Regions from separate parts of the Homo sapiens genome. Here region 1 is linked to region 2. A link is an interaction called in ENCODE POLR2A ChIA-PET data of the cell type or tissue named here. Cell type or tissue: OCI-LY7. All regions are shown on one strand. Each heading gives the region's core, and the rest is flanking DNA. Links, peaks and the distances in the headings are about the cores only.

Region 1 (8,321 bases), core at 322-8,321, 70 kb before region 2:
TATTTTGCATCCTTGGGAAACTGAGGCAAAAAGCTAACTGACATATCGAAGTCACATTAAAAAAAATGGGACCAGAGGTTGAAATATTATCCAGAAGATAAAGTCCTCAGTGCTCTCTTCAGAAAGAAATTGTATTCTAAATGCGAGCTAAATAATGATGATCAAGAAATTAAATCAAGGAGTTGAGAGACCTCTGTAGTTTCAGTTCGCTGATCTACAAATCTGAAGAACGACTTACTCTTAAGGAAGATGTGGCCCCTACGATTTATAGTGAAACTCATATTGCCAAGATTTATTACCATGCACACATCCTCACACAGCAGGATTTTTAGTATCCTACTACGAAGTGTTATTTGAAATCATTAAAACTAAACGGCACCTGTCAAAATCAATCAACCGATACATTTACTGATTCAGAATCTCTGGCTTTTCATCTTTTCCCTATATTCATTAATTCTTAATACTCTTTCCCATCATTAGCGTTTCATTTCCAAGTACTCCTGTCCTATAAAAATAGTGCATTAAAATGAAATTGGGTATTTAATGTCCGATTCTGTCTTTGATTCATCTGGGTTGAGCTTTTGTCCACACAGTGTCGCTTCCAGGGCTGTTCTATGGTTTTCCCTCCTATAAAATGTTTTTACAGCTTTATGCTGTAAAAGTCAATCCAGCTGACGTATCTTGTATGTAGGTCTGTTTGATTTAACATGCTTCTGTTTAACAATGGAGTTTCCTGACGCTGTCAAAATAAGTAAGGTATTAAATGCCTTTTTCGAAATGACTGTTTTTAAAAGAGAGATTAAGTAAACAAGCCATTCCTGCTGGTAAAATAATTGATTATGTTGCTGACTATTTAATATTATGTTTAGCCAGAACTCCCTAGGGACAGTTTATTACATTAGCATAAACAAAGAGAGAGCAGCCGTGCTCCACGAGGGAAGCACATGAGAAGCCGCTGCAGATATTTGCATTTGAAAAGAAGAGAACAAACGCCTTCCTTGTTGAAGTGACCAGCAGATCCCGTGAAAACGTGCACACAGATAGGCATGTTGCAGACGTATCCACGCCATATTAAAAAACAGACCTAAGTGTTTTATAAATAACTCCTACAGTTCTCTAACGAGGTATGCAATTAAGAAAACGGTTTGGTTAATAAAGTTTGAAATCCTGAAGGCAGGTAGGAATCTGGCTGTTTTTAATCTTCATTTTTCTTCGTAACAGTCCGGTTTTGTTTCCACATTCTGGTTACACTCGGGAAAATCTATTAACCTATTTTCAACAGACTCCTTTGGTAAGGTATCATAAAGAGAAATTGATTCACTCTCCAAGTCTCCCTTGCTGAGTTAGGCATAAAATATATTATTAAAAGATACTGGGCTAGCCAGGACATGAGATTATATCTGCATGCCGCTGTGTGAGCATGTGTTTTCTTTTCTTTTTTTTCCTTTTTTTTTTTTTTTTTTTTTTTGAGACTGAGTCTCACTCTGTTGCCCAGGCTGGAGCTCACTGCAACCTCCATCTCCCAGGGTTCAAGCGATTCTTCTACCTCAGCCTCCCGGGTAGCTGGGATTACAGGCACCCGCCACCACGCCCAAATAATTTTTGTATTTGTAGTAGAGATGGGGTTTTGCCATGTTGGCCAGGCTGATCTCGAACCCCTGACCCCAAGTGATCCGCCCGCCTCAGCCTCCTAAGGTGCTGGGATTACAGGCGTGAGCCACCGCACCCGACCTCTAACATACGTTTTCATTTTGGGATTAGAAAACATTTGCATCTCTTGCTATGTTGGACTTTGAAAGAAAGAAAGTAGGAAGCAAATGTGTTAAAAATCTACTACATTTTCCTTGTCTGTTTGTGAAAGCCAGGAGTTTTTACAAGCACTCTTTTATTGAATTCCCCCCCAAACCGTGGGAGGTAGTTATTATCGGCATTTTTACAGTTGAAGACACAAAGAGTGAGTGAGGTTTAGTAATTCACTTAAGGCCACACAGCTAGGAAAAGGCACCATCAGATGAGCTGGTGTCTTCAGGTTGGCAAAGCCCTCTTCTTTGTGAATGCAGACTGGCACTCTCCTACCCGCATGCTCCACTCCTGGGGAACCCAGGTAGGAAGGCTGGCACTGAGGAGTGGGTAAGAGAAAAGGCTAAGTAACAAACAGGATACCCAAAAAAGGCAGGAGCCAGCCTGACGAACAATCCTCCCCGAACCATACCAGTCCTATAACACTCTGTGCAGAACATCTAATATTTAGTGACTGTACTGATACCACCCTGGCACCTCCCATTCTTCAGAGAGAATGGCTGGTTGAATCAAAGGATCAAGGGAATTGGCTCAATGTGAGGGCCTCCATTGAACTTGAAAATGAAAATATGGGTTTTCGAGTTGGGGAAATAAGAATAATGGATAAAGGGATTAACATTGTTTCTTGTTAGATATTCAACTTCATAGATTTTTGATTTAAGGAAAATTGAAAGTCAGACCTATTTTTTTTTTTTTTTTTTTTTTTTGAGACAGGTTCTTGTTCTGTTGCCCAGGCTGGAATGCAGTGGCATGATCTCGGCTAATTGCAACCTCCATCTCCTGGGTTCAAGCCATTCTTGCACCTTAGCCTTCCAAGTAGTTGGGATTACAGGTGTGTGCCACCATGCCCGGGTAATTTTTCTATTTTTAGTAGAGACAGGGTTTTGCCACGTTGGCCAGGCTGGTCTTGAGCATCTGACCTCAGATGATCTGCCTGTCTCAGCCTCCCAAAGTGTTGAGATTACAGCCATGAGCCACTGCACCCAGCCCTCTTCCCTATTCTTTATTGTTGGTATATTTCAATCCATTATATATTTGCCAATAGAAGTGTTTTCTCCGTTAAACTGGAACTCATAATAGCCACCACTAATTGCAATCACATTCTCATCAGCTACTTCTGTTGGCACCTACCATGGCCCTAAGCCTAGAGGAAGAGTTGGAGGAGGAAACCTTCGGTTAGAATTACCATGGGAGGATTCAACTAGTATATGTTTTCTGTGCTCTGTGGGATATAATTTTAAAAGCATGAGTTTTGGAATCAGAAAGGCTTTTATTTATATGTTAATTAGCTAGCTAACTAATCCGAACACATGAATTCAAGATTTGCATTCTGGCTCCAAAACTAGCTATGTGGCCTTGGCAACTTTCTTTCTTTCTTTCTTTCTTTTTTTTTTTCATTTTTGCCTCTGAGTTTCACTTTCCCTGCTGAGCTGTAGAGGTGTCATCTTGGTCATTCTGGAGGCTGAGAACGGGCAAGCAGCAGTGGGCCTTGCAGGGCAGCTCCCACTGAGGAGACAGGGTGGACCAGATGGAGGGGGGTGGGGGAGGGCAGCAGGTGATATCAAGATGGAGTTTGAGATGAAAGAAGGATGAGTGGAGCAATCTGAGAAGAGTTCATTGTATAGCTGAGAAGACAAACACATATGTCAAATCCATGCAGTAAGACATGCTCCGAAAGATGAGCCTAAGAAGAGAAATAGCCTGGCGCGGTGGCTGAAGCCTGTAATCCTGGCACTTTGGGAGGCCGAGGCGGGCAGATCACGAGGTCAGTAGTTCAAGACCAGCCTGACCAACATGGTGAAACCCCCTCTCTACTAAAAATACAAAAATTGGCTGGACATGGTGGTGTGTGTCTGTAATCTCAGCTACTCAGGAGGCTGAGGCAGGAGAATCACTTGAACCCAGGAGGCGGAAGTTGCGGTGAGCCAAGATCACACTACTGCACTCAAACCTGGGCAACAAAGCGAGACTCCATCTCAAAAAAAAAAAAAAAAAGGGAGAGAAACAAGGGCAGAACAAGTTTTGCTATTGCTAGGACTAGTGCAGTAGCTTAAGGCGATGTTGGTAGGCAAGGCAGACTACAGAATTTGATAACGCAAAGGAATGTAGCCTGGATTTTTATAGTAGACTCTCCCAACTCTTTCTTCCACTTTTTCTTCCTCTTTTTTCCCCTTTCCACTTCCTATAAAATAGGATCAGTTGCTGACACAAGCTGCTAAAACTCCATCTGACCCAACTGCATTGCTTTCAAATGATGAGTCATTAAGTCACTGATATTTCTAGAGGGATGCTCTAAATCCAAATGCTGCCAGATGTCCCTTCCACTCAAAATGACTCGCTGTTCATTTGTGCACATTTTGAATTTTTGAGAGTGGTCTTATCTGTAAAGATTTATTCAAGGGTGGAAATCAAAGCTAGGTTAATTTTTGACACAGGAAGCCACCTTTTAAGGAAATGACTGTTTCAATCATTTTAAATCCCTGCCACATTTTCTGAAGCTCAGTTTCTATCATGAAAAAGCAGAATTAAGTGGCATGACTGAAGGTGACCCTGACAGTATTTTTTCTCTGACATGCAATCATTTATATCAATGTCATTGTATGTGCCTTCTGCTGTTAATGCCTCCCCTGCCTCCCCCAATATTATAAATCACCCAAGACCTCAGAGTACTTCCCTTGGAAGCTTGCACCAAGTCTCCTATTGCTTTAACCATTAATACATAGTTCCCACTTGGATGAGCCCCTTCCATTGCTCCAGACTATCTCTGGGACAGTCCTGCTCCACCATTGACTGGGAGGTGGCTCAGGAATGCCTGGACGTGGCCACCACAGACCAAAACTTGGGGTAGGACCAGCTATTTACAGCATAGACTTCAATGCCTTCCAAACCCAAGGTTCGGGTTCCTGCATGCACAGTACTGCGTTGAGAAGATCCAAGGCATTGGAGACGGGACAGATCTGCAGCGGACACATACTAGAAACTTACTTCTTAAAGAGTTTTCCCATTTGGAACATGGGGATAATAATCCCAACCATACAGTATTGTGAGAATTCACAAAGACACCACATGAAAGCTCTTGTCACATCATAGCCACCTAATAACTAGTGTGAACAGACACAATAGCTAATATTTATGAAGCACCTAATAAAGTCTGGGCACTGAAGTATGTGTTTTATGGACATTATCTTTTTTTGTTCCTCTCAACAACCTGAAAGACGGGGTATCATTATACTCATTTGACCGACCGGGAAAAGAAGCACAGAGAGGTGGCAGGACTTATTCAGGGTCCCATAGATGCTGAGTGGTAGATGAGAATTCAAATCCAACCCAGGTTTGTGTAAGACTCCTATGTTTTAGTTAACTAGATCAGGAATAAGCCCACAGGAACCATGAGATTATAAATGACTTAGAGCTTCATCGAGAAAGCTGCCATATGTTTATTATCAATAAAAACAAATATTTTTATCTATAAGTAAAGGGGCATTAACTCGAATTACCAAAGCCACTGGGCTTTTTTTTCCAGACCCTATTTTTCTGAACCTCATTAATTCCAATTTTAAATTATTATTATTATTTTTTTGAGACCGAGTCTTGCCCTGTCACCCCGGCTGGCATGCAGTGGTGTGATCTCTGCTCACTGCAAACTCTGCCTCCCAGGTTCAAGTGATTCTTCTGCCTCAGCCTCCTGAGTAGCTGGGATTATGGGCCTGCGCTTCCAAGCCCAGCTAATTAATTCCAATTTTAGCAAGCTACATTGAAGTATCAAAATAGCACCCGGATGAATGTAGCGGAATCAGCCCAGAGGAAGGTGGAGGTGGTTTGGGGAGAAGGTACTAATCCATGCAATAAAAGCCAGCACATCGTTTGGGGCTCTTATCTCTGTTCGGATCATGACATAACCATTGCCTGTCATCCAGAACACTATCACTTGCAGGCCGCGCCAAGATTCAATCTCCAACTCCACTTTTAATAGCTGTTGTCAGCTTGTTGCTAGAGAAATTATACTTAATTACGTGAGTAATGTGGTGGGTGTTTGTGTGTGCATTTTTTTTAAGAAGAAATGGCTTAAGCAAACTGCATGGGGCCTGGGATGGGTGCAGACTGAGAGGGAGACGTGGTATCGACTAGGAGAGGGAGAACTTCCTGTGAAAAATAGGAAGTTTAATGAGACGAAAATAGAATGAGTGTGATAAAAAGCGGCGCAAGGGAACGGATCAGGGACAGAGCGTCTCCCGTGTCTGTGTGTTTAAGGGTGTTAGGGATTGCCATCAATTGAGATCGTGTAATGCACTGTCTACTTGGACCTAATGTCCACTGTATGCAGTGCTGAGAGCTACAGCAATTGAAAGATAATAAGAGGAAAATGAGTAATGAATCCGTTTTATTGTATGCTGTAAATGGCCTCCATTGAAACAGTCTGTGTTTAGACTGGTAATAAAAATGAGTGATGAAGGCAGACGTTTAACATGGGAATTGGTTCAAGCAAGAAACATATTTTCTCGTTGTTTTTTTTTTAAGCCTCACAAATAATTTGGTTTATGAAGTAACTTCTTGCTTGGAAACTTTATGTAACTACTGCACAGTTTTTATAAGCCTTGGCAAGGGGTGTGTGTGTGTGTGTGTGTGTGTGTGTGTTTCTCATTTTGTGGCTTGAAACGTTGGCAAGGGCTATCACAGTAGCCAAGGAAGTTTGAATTTTATTTGTTAATTTGTCATATGTGGACCTTTGTCTCTCCACTGGGCAAACACAGGAGCCCCAGGAAGGACCATGTTCACAAAACATGGGGCGCTTCTTAGATATCGAGGATTCTGCCGATGGGGAGATCTATTCATCAAATACTCAAACTAGCCTTGTCTAAGCCCTGGAATTATTAACCCAACAGTGTATCAGCTCCTCTTCCTTTTCTTTATTTTTATTTCTTATTTTGAGACAGGATCTTGCTCTGTCACCTAGGCTGGAGTGTAGTGGTGCAATCTCATCTCACGGCAGCCTCAGCTTCCTGGGCTCAAGTGATTCTCCCTCCTCAGCCCCTCACCAAGCAGCTGGGACTACAGGTGCACGCCACCACACTCGGCTCATCTTTAAACTTTTTGTAGAACTGTTGCCCAGGTTGGTCTTGAACTCCTGGGCTGAAGTGATCCTCCTGCCTCAGACTCCCAAAGTGTTGGGGTTACAGGTGTGAGCCACCGCCCCCAGCCTTGCAGTTTCTCCTTCTCATTTGCCCTCCAACTAAAAGAAAAAATCTGACTGGGCACAGTGCCTCAAGTCTGTCATTCCAGAGCTTTGGGAGGCCAAGGCAGGAGTAGCACACTACTACAGCCGTAAGGAAACAAAACAAAATAGCGGTGACCCTCTTCTCTAACCTGGTCAGAAAATGAGACATTCTTAGTAATTACACATGGAGCACATTGATATACTTAGGTGTGGCATTCTGTGGGTTACTAATTTGCAGCAGTTAGAACGTGGAGTCCCTGGGTCGAGTGATACACGGCCAGCAGTGTGAGTGCTGGGGAGAGCAGAGGCAGAAGGCAGAATAGATAGCAGGGGGCAAGGCCAGTGGGCAGAGACACGGCCGACCCTGAAGCATCCCATGCCTCAGTTTCCTCCTGCATACAGGAAGGTTAGATAATTGCATAGGAATTTTCAGGTTCTAAAATGTGTGCAGAACCTAAACACAGTAAAATACTGCACAAAGACATTTAAAGACTAGGGAGGGTCGAAGTCAATCTTTCAATCATACATTTCATCAAAAACATTCTTTCAGGCTGGGCACAGTGGTTCACCCCTATAGTCTCAGCACTTTGGGAGGCCGAGGTGGTAGGATAGCTTGAGGCCAGGAGTTCTAGACCAGCCTGAGCAACACAGTGAGACCCCAAATGTACAAGAAATAAAAATAAAACAAATTAAGCCTGGCATGGTGGCACATGCCTGTAGTCCCAGCTACTTGGGAGGCTGAGGTGGGAGGATTGCTTGTGTACGAGGCTGCAATGAGCCATGATCACACCACTGCACTCCAGCCTGGGTGACCCTATCTCTAAAAAAAAATTGTTTTTAATGAAAAAAAATATGATTTACTATTTTTAACCCATCATAGTTTAAGAGTCTGGACATAGGACTAGCTCATTGTTTGGAAACCTAGTATATGCCTGGCACCCTTAACACAACCCTTCCAGCAACCCTGCGAGGTGGGTCCTTTTATCCTCATTTTAAGAATCAGAAATGGAAGACTTAGGGAAGCCTAATGACTTGTCCACTAATAAGTGACAGAACCTGGAACTCAAAGCTGAGTTCAATGGACTCTAGAGGCTCATGTTCTTTCCAGGGCACTGTCGCTCAGAGTGAGGTGTACTGCCCAAGTCATGGTAATGCCTGGCGTTCGCCACCTGATAGAAGCAACAACAACAATGAACACACCTCTGCCCAGGCAAGGTGGCTCACGCCTGGAATCCCAGCACTTTGGGAGGCTGAGGTGGGCGGATCACCTGAGGTCAGGAGTTCCAGACCAGCCTGGCCAACTTGG
Region 2 (8,336 bases), core at 206-8,205:
TATCAGGAGCCAGATAGTAATATTTTCTGGTTTTGTAGGTCATATGATCCCTCTCACAACAACTACTCAACTTTGCTGTTGTAGCACAAAAGCAGTCAGAGATAATTCACTAATCTTTACAAAAACAATCAGTGAGTTGGATTTGACCCAAAGGTCATAGGTTTCCAATTTCTGCTCGAGTGTTGCTACGTGCATGGTTCAAGCTGGACCATAAGGTGCTTCCGTATTCAAGCTCACAGGAAGGAAAATGAACACACAGCTTAGGTAGGAAGCCCTAAACCTATGACAGCTCATATCATATCACTTCCACTCACATTTTACTGGCAAGAATAGTCATACATCCATAGTGAGCTATGAGGGAGGCTAGGAAATTCAGTCACTAGCTGGGCAACATGTGCACAGCCTAACATTACTACTATTAATAAAGGGAGGATGGGTTTTTGTTGGCAATCAATTATTTCTACTACACCGGTCAAAATTACTGGAAGAGTTATCTATATTCCTTCTTACTCTTCCACAGCCTGGTACCTAGCACAGTGCCTGACGTACAGAACAAGTTGAAGTGAATACTTGAATGAACGCATGAATGAAAACCAAAGCTGAACTACATGCTAAATCATTGGCTAAGTTTTCTCACCAGCCAAGTGACTTGTTCTAATACAACGGCCTCCCAGTTCCGTTCAGACTATCCAAAATCATACCTCAGGAAAAGGAAAGTGAGTGTTTGCCATGCACTTGCTAATTCTGATCGCTTATTAATTCTGAGAACTTCAAAAGTTTTATTTTTTCTACAAATAACAAAATGATACATTTACATAAATGTCATTTGATGTTTGCAATCTTCATGTGTGCAAGATAGAAAAGTTATCATACTTATCACGTTGTCATATAGGTGGAACAATTGATGCTCTAGCTGATTCAGACAACAAGAATTATGAGTAAATTTAAAGGTAATGACCTAGATCTTTCTATTTTGCTGCTAAAGAGTCTATTTAACTTATGTGGCATAATTTCAATCATTTAAATTTTGTATAATTTAGAAGTAGCTATATCTGATTAATTTATAAGTGATTATTTTTCTTAATGTGGCTTTTAATTTTTTTTTTCTTTTTTTTCAGGTCTCAGAGTATAATGTGACTTTTTAATAACATCTCAGCAAACTTGCATTTCTTGCTAACATTTCATCTGCATGTAAAGATTATCTTGCACATAGGGCCTTATGATAATAAACCGAATGCAGAATAACCTATTTTGAACAGATGATAAAATTTTTCTAAAAAAAGGGTTTTGTGAATATAATTGTTTGAGAGAGAACCACATACTGTAATTCAAAGTTATAGTGGTGATACGTCTGCACTGGAATGAGGTCAAAGTTCACATATTCATAAGATTCCACGTACTGAAAGGCTAGTTTAAAAGCTGCTGAAAAATATGGATTTTAAAATAATTTATTTTTATACATTTTGATCTATGAACTGTGATTTCTAACACCATAGGGTAGTGAGAGATTGGATTAGGAGTAGCAGGGGGGAGGGGGCAGAGTTGGGGAAGGGAAGGGAAGAGGAAAAGAAAGGCAAATGGACTTGCCTGGCGCTCTCACAACTACTAGAGTGGAAACTGCCCTTAAGACCCTTGCAGGGATTCCAAAAGACAGAAGCTCTGAGAGTGAGCCACGGAACCCACGCCATGCAGAACATGCTTGTCAGACTAGAGGCTCCTTGATAACAAGCCACCAGAGCCCCTCCAGCTGGCCCCAGCACAAGGTGATGCGTATGTGCCAGGCACGAAGGGCGCAGTGGTCCTGCTGCGTTTGCCTACAGGGGCAGTGGCATTTGCCATCAAGATGGCCTTTGGTCTGTGTTTTTTAGGCCACTTCTTCCTTTTTATCGTTCTTAGTCTGATTCTTACCTATGGTGAATCAAGGTACTTAAATTTATTGGGAAAATGATTTCAGTATAACAAGTAAAAATTTCAGGAAGTTACCAATACAGGCCTCCTCCTCTTCCTCATTTGCCTCCTCGTCTTCCTCCTCTTCCTCCCTTTTCCTCCTCCTCCTCCACCTTTTCCACCTCCTCCTCCTCCACCTCTTCCTCTTCCTCCTCCTCCACCTTTCTCTTCCTCCACCTCTTCCTCTTCCTCTTCTTCTTCCACCTCCACCTCCTCCTTCTCATCCTGCTCCTCTTCTTCCTCCTTCCTCTCCTTTTTTGTCTCCTTCTTTTCCTCTTTGTTCTCCTCCTCTTTCCCCTCCTCCTCTTCCTCCTGCTCTTCCCCCTCCTTCTCCCTCTCGTCTTCTTCCTTCTCCACTTCTTTCTTCTTCATCTCCTCCTCTTTCTTTTAAACTCTTTGCCCTGAGAACATGTTACTCAGAGGCAGTGGGTTCAGTCTCCCTGGATGGACAGGGCACTTGATCCTTGTTTCTGATCCTTGCTAGGGGGAGGGGAAAGGCTCTGGTCCTCAGCTGGTGGTTGCTCTCTTCCCCTCCTTCCCCTTCTTCTCTCCGGACATCTTTTCTCCCCCTTTCCTTTTTTTCTTCTTGTCTGTACCAGATGTCCATGACAAATCACGCCCAGGCTGTGTTTATTTTCACAAATAGGCATCACTCATCTGACCATCCCAAATAGGTTCATTTTTCTTTGCATTATCCTTACAATGATAACCAGTTTAAATCCCCAGGAAGAAAGGACGTCTGAGGGGTTATCCTTCCCTTAGTGACGGAGAGCTTACAAGGCATCTGCTTCTCTAGGAGCCTCATCATCAAACTTCCTCTGTGATCATCATACAGTTTCATAGAACAGATCCTGCAGGAGGAAGGTTTAGCTCAGCAACATCCCTTTCAACTCACAAAGACGGGCTACAGAGAAGGAGAGGCTGTGCCTAGCAGGGGAAATTGTGCGTCCTAAGGCCGGGGGTCCACGGCTGAGCCTGGAATCAGGACATGGACCATGAAAGGTTTGCAGGCCATGGGAAAGGGAGTGGTTCCTGTCCTAAGGGCAACATAAAGCCACTGGAGTATTTTAAGCAAGGAAACAGCATGACTACCTCTGTATTTCATAAAGGTCCTGCTGGCCAATGTGATCATGGAGAGATGGGAGGAAAGCTGGGGTGTTGGGGGGAGACCAGGAGTCTTGCTTGCATGGAGCTAAGAGCAGTGGACCTGGGGACAAGAGAATGGATTAAAACATGGTCCAGAGATAGGACAGGCAGGCTTTTGGTCAATTGGATGAGGGTGCTGAAGTAGACACAGCAACCATGAATGACTTCCAGGTCTCTGGCTTAGGCAGATTAACTGGTGGTGCCATTTGCTGAGATATGGAACATGAAAAGAAGGACAGATTTGGGGAAGAGAAGGGATGAGTAGATATTGCACTTGTGCAGTTGAGGGGTCTGTGGGACATCCCACCAGAAGTAACTGGTCGGCAGCTGGAGCGAGAGTGTGGGGTTCATGAGAGAGCTGGGATGGTCCCTAAAGCTCTGGTATTGATGAGTTCTGAGTGTGTGTGGGATGAAAAGAGTTACTTATTAATAGATAGGCCCTGGAGGAGGTCAATATTTAACAGATGGACAGAGAGGCAGGAAGGCCTACATGGGTTACCAAACATGAGCATCTGGGGGGCTTAGGGGGCTAAAATCCCACGCAGGGGTATTATCTCTGAAACCAAGGGAAAATCATGTTTTGACAAGAAAAGTAAGTTGAACAAATTTGACTGAGAGGAAAGGTAAGACAAGGACTGAAAGTGATGAAGTGGTTGTTTATAACCTGGACAAGAGGCTCATGCCTGTAATCCCAGCACTTTGGGAGGTGGAGGCAGGCAGATCACCTGAGGTCAGGAATTCAAGACCAGCTTGGCCAATGTGGTGAAACCCAACTCTACTAAAAATACAAAAATTAGCTGGGAATGGTACCACGCACCTGTAATCCCAGCTACTCAGAAGGCTGAGGCAGGAGAATCGCTTGAATTTAGGATGCAGAGGTTGCAGTGAGCTGAGACTGCTCCACTGCACTCCAGCCTGGGCAACAGAGTGAGACTCCATCTCAAAACAAACAAACAAACAAAATAATAATAACCTGGGCAAGAGAAGTTTCATTGAGGTGGAGGGGCAGATGTTGGGGGATTTGGGATGGGGGCCAGATTGTGGCAGACTAAGAAGGATGTAGCAGGAGCAGCCCATGCAAATTGTGACTTCAAAGTGGAGCAGAGACTCCAGAAAGTAGATAGAAGATGAAGTTGGGTTGAGGGAGATTTAAAAAAAAAAAAAAATAGAGGCTGGGCACGGTGGCTCATGCCTGTAATCCCAGCACTTTGAGAGGCTAAGGCAGGAAGATCCTTTGAGCACAGGAGTTCGAGACCAGCCTGGGCAACATGGTAAAACCCCGTCTCTAAAAAAATACAAAAATTAGCTCGGTGTGGTGGTGCATGCGTGTGGTCCCAGCTACTCGGGAGGCTGAGGCAGGAGGATTGCTTGAGCCAAGGAGTTTGAGGCTGCAGTGAGTCAAGATGGCGCCACTGCACTCCAGCCTGGGCTACAGAATGAGACCCTGCCAAAAAAAAAAAAAAAAAAAAAAAGAACATTTTAACTTGAACATTTTAAAAGATAATGGAAAGATGCTGGGAGATGAAAGATGTGAAGTTCAGAAGAGAGGCCCTTCTCGATGAGGCAGAAGGTGCAGGTGGACGGCTTCCTCAGAGGGGGTGGGACACCTTGTCTGTCGTCACAGAAAGGAAGAAGGAAATAGGAGGGATGCAGCTGCAAGCCTGGGTGTTGTTCCGTGGCAGGAAGTCGAGGGGGCTCGGGGCCTTTATTTACTCTGGAAAATAGAAATCAAGACAGTCACCCAAGAGCAGGGAGGCTGTGGCCTGGCTGGAGCCCTGTGGCGGGAAGGAGAGGCCCAGGATGTGGCTGGAGGCCTGTGGAGGGAAGGAGAGGCCCAGGATGTGGCTGGAGGCCTGTGGAGGGAAGGAGAGGCCCAGGATGTGGCTGGAGGCCTGTGGGGGGAAGGAGAGGCCCAGGATGTGGCTGGAGGCCTGTGGTGGGAAGGAGAGGCCCAGGATGTAGCTGGAGGCCTGTGGAGGGAGAGAGGGGCCCGGGGCATGGCTGGGGGCCTGTGGAGGGAAAGAAGGGGCCCAGGGTGTGGCTGGAGCCCTGTGGAGGGGAAGAGGGGGCCGAGGCCTGGCTGGAGGCCTGTGGAGGGAGAGAGAGGCCCGGGGCATGGCTGGAGCCCTGTGGAGGGAGAGAGAGGCTTGGGGCATGGCTGGAGGCCTGTGGAGGGAGAGCAAGCTGAGCGTGGATGCAGGCACTGAGGAGGAAGCCTCCACCAGACTGCACAGCCAGGCTCTTCTGCAGCGCCCTTAGCCCTCCAGGCAGGAGCAGGTAGAAAGAAGGCTCCATCACGGGGTCCTGTGTGACAGGGAAACAAAGGGCCAGGGAGAGGTGCAGAGGGTAGTGGAAGTGGCTGATGATGGAAGCTATGCTGGAAGTGGAAGGAAACCAGGATAGGAAGGAACTCAGAAATAAGAAGAAAGCAAAGGTCTCAGAAGATGGCAGGTCCCACTGAAGCTGAAGAACCAACTGTGGAGGCTGGCGAGAGTGCAGCCAATAAGATCTGAGGGAAGAGACAAAGATCAGAAAAATGCATGTGAGAGTGGAGGGAGGGAGTAAAGGAAAGTGAGTGCCCAGAGGTGCAGACTGTCACGTCATGTGAGTTACTGGCCTTCATTTTGGATTTGCACTTCTCCATGGTCAAGGGGTTTATGTGGTTGAAATGTCTAGCCAACCACGACAAAATGCACAAGTTACTGCAGAAGAGAGGCTTATTTTTCTGGTCCTGGAGTTAAAGACTTTCTGCCGTGGCCTCCCAGTGAGAGACTCCAGGCCCCGTGGTGGACAGGGTCCCATCCACACTGCAACATTGAAGTCATAGCCAGGTGGTTTTTAAACAAATCTTTATTAAAGCTCCTCTATGTAGTTTAATCCATAGAAAAAATTCCTTTGAATTGATTTTCATTCGCCTTTTACAGATGGGCAAACAGGCTCAGAGAGGTTAAAAACTTGGCAGGCTGGTGAATGGCAGCTTGAGAATTAAACACAGACCTTGTGCCCACAGGTTTACAGCTCTGTCCGTTGCTGCTCCCTCAAGGCCTTCAATCAATGATTCGTTCAGCCTCTATATTTTTATGATTATTACTTAAAAATAGACCTTATTTTTAGAGCAGCTTTATGTTCACAGCAAAATTGAGAAGAGGGTACAGAGATTTTCCCTATACCTCCTCCCTCCACATATGCACAGCCTCCTCCAACTATCAACGTCCCTACCAGGGTGGCACATTTTTTACAATTAATGAACCTACATTGGCACATCACCATCACCCAAAGGCCAGTTTGCACTATGATTCACTCTTGGTGTTGTAAATCCTATGGGTTTGGACAAATGTCTAAGGACATGTATCCCCCATTATGGTATCACACACAGTGGTTTCACTGCCCTGAAAATCCTCTCCCTATTCATCCCTCCTCCTCACCAACTGATATGGTTTGGCTGTGTTCCCACCCAAATCTCACCCTGAGTTGCAATAATCCCCACGCATCAAGGGCAGGCCTGGTAGAGATAACTGAATCATGGGGGCAGTTTCCCCAACAGTCTTCTCATGGTAGTGAACAAGTCTTATGAGATCTGATTGTTTTATAAATGGGAGTTCCCCTGCACAAGCTCTCTCTTGCCTGCCACCATGTAAGATGTGACTTTGCTCCTCCTTTGCCTTATGCCATGATGGTGAGGCCTACCCAGCAATGTGGAACCATGAGTCCGTTAAACCTCTGTCCTTTATAAATTACACAGTCTCAGGTATGTCTTTATTAGCAGCATGAGAACAGACTAACACACCAGCTCCTGGCAACCCCTGATCTTTTTACTGTCTCCATAGTTTTGCCTTTTCCAGAATGTCGTATAGTTGGATTCATATGGCATATAGCTTTTTCAGATGAGCTTCTTTCACTTAGTAATATGTATTTAAGTTTCCTTCATGTCTTTTCATGGCTTGATAGTTCATTCCTTTTTTAGCACTGAATCATATTCCACTGTCTGGATGTTCCATAGTTTATTTATCCATGCACTTACAGAAGGACATCTTGATTGCTTCCAAGTTTGGCAATTATGAATAAAGCTGCCATAAACATTGGTGTGCATGGTTTTGTATGGACATAGATTTTCAACTCCTTGGGGTAAATAGTGTAAGAGTTGAAGAAAGAAGAAACACAGAAAGTGGCTCAATAGTCAAAGACAGATTTATTTTGGAGAATAAACCTGAGAAGGGCTTCTGGCCAATTTCAGTTAGGAGTGCTCTCTCTTACAGACTAAGGGTATTTAAGGGCTTTAGGGAGGGGGAGCTTATCACAGGCTCAGAATGTTTCTGTATGAAGGAGAGTTTTATTGTAGGTTTGGAATGTCTCTGGTTGGAGTTGGGGTTATCTCAGGGTTGGCATGTTTCTGGTCGGAGCAGGTTTTCTAAGGGTTGAAATGTTTCTGTTCATGCTGACATTAGCCATCAGGCTGATGTTTTGGGGCTGGATTTAGGGGAACTTAAAATGGCAGTGTTTGTCCAAGATGGCGATGCTCCTGATGTGTCAAATAGGAAGGGGCACAATTGCTGGATCCCATGGTAACTGTATATTTAGCTTGGTGAGAAACTGCCAAACTGTCTCCAAAGTGGCTGCACCATTTTGCATTCCCAGCAGCAGTGAATGAGAGTTCCTGTTGCTCCACCTCCTCACCAGCAATTTATGTTGTCAGTGCTCTGGATTTTGGCCATTCTAACAGGTATAATATAATAGTGTGTAGTGGGAACTCACTGTTGTTTAATATGTATTTCCATGATGATATATGAGGAGGAGCATCTTTTCATATGTTTCTTTGCCATCTGTGTGCTTTCTTTGGTGAGGTGTCTGTTCAGATATTTTGTCCATTTTTAACCAGGTTTTTTATTCTCTTATAGTTGAATTATAAGAATTCTTTGTATATTTTGGATAATGATTCTTTATTAGATGTGACTTTTGCTATGTTTTCTCCCAGTCTGTGGCTTGTCTTCTCATTCTTTTGACAGTGTCTTTCTCAAAGTACAAGTTTTAGTTCTAATGAAATTCAGCTTCTCAGTTACTTCTTTCATAGATCATGCCTTTGGTGTTATATCTAAAATGTCATCACCAAACCCAAGGTCATCTAGATTTTCTCCTATTTTTTATGGTTTTGCTTTTACATTTAGGGTCTATGATCCATTTTGAATTACTTTCACACAGGATGTATGGTCTGTGTCTATATTCTTTTTCTAAAAAACATGTGGATG

Evidence for each region. Peaks named below come from ENCODE experiments on the same cell type or tissue, not always from the same donor. Only the 100,000 strongest peaks of a DNase experiment are listed, where the experiment ranks them.
Region 1: POLR2A ChIA-PET joins it to region 2 with 8 read pairs; 6 of 35 experiments call an interaction of 5 or more read pairs at or near these places.

The regions. Positions count from the first base shown.
Region 1 is chr10:7,432,655-7,440,975 of GRCh38, forward strand. LOC124902373 (a long non-coding RNA gene) reads right to left here. Exons shown (of 2, transcript XR_007062050.1): 2 at 7,840-8,321. Among named protein-coding and RNA genes, the nearest start is that of SFMBT2, 26 kb to the left of the region's middle. In OCI-LY7, for the core only: no CTCF peak of the experiment used is centred there; no DNase peak of the experiment used is centred there.
Region 2 is chr10:7,503,255-7,511,590 of GRCh38, forward strand. No RefSeq gene overlaps it. Among named protein-coding and RNA genes, the nearest start is that of LINC02642, 35 kb to the left of the region's middle. In OCI-LY7, for the core only: no CTCF peak of the experiment used is centred there; DNase peaks (open chromatin) are centred at 4,717 and 5,297; H3K4me3 peaks cover 1,414 bases; H3K27ac peaks cover 1,842 bases.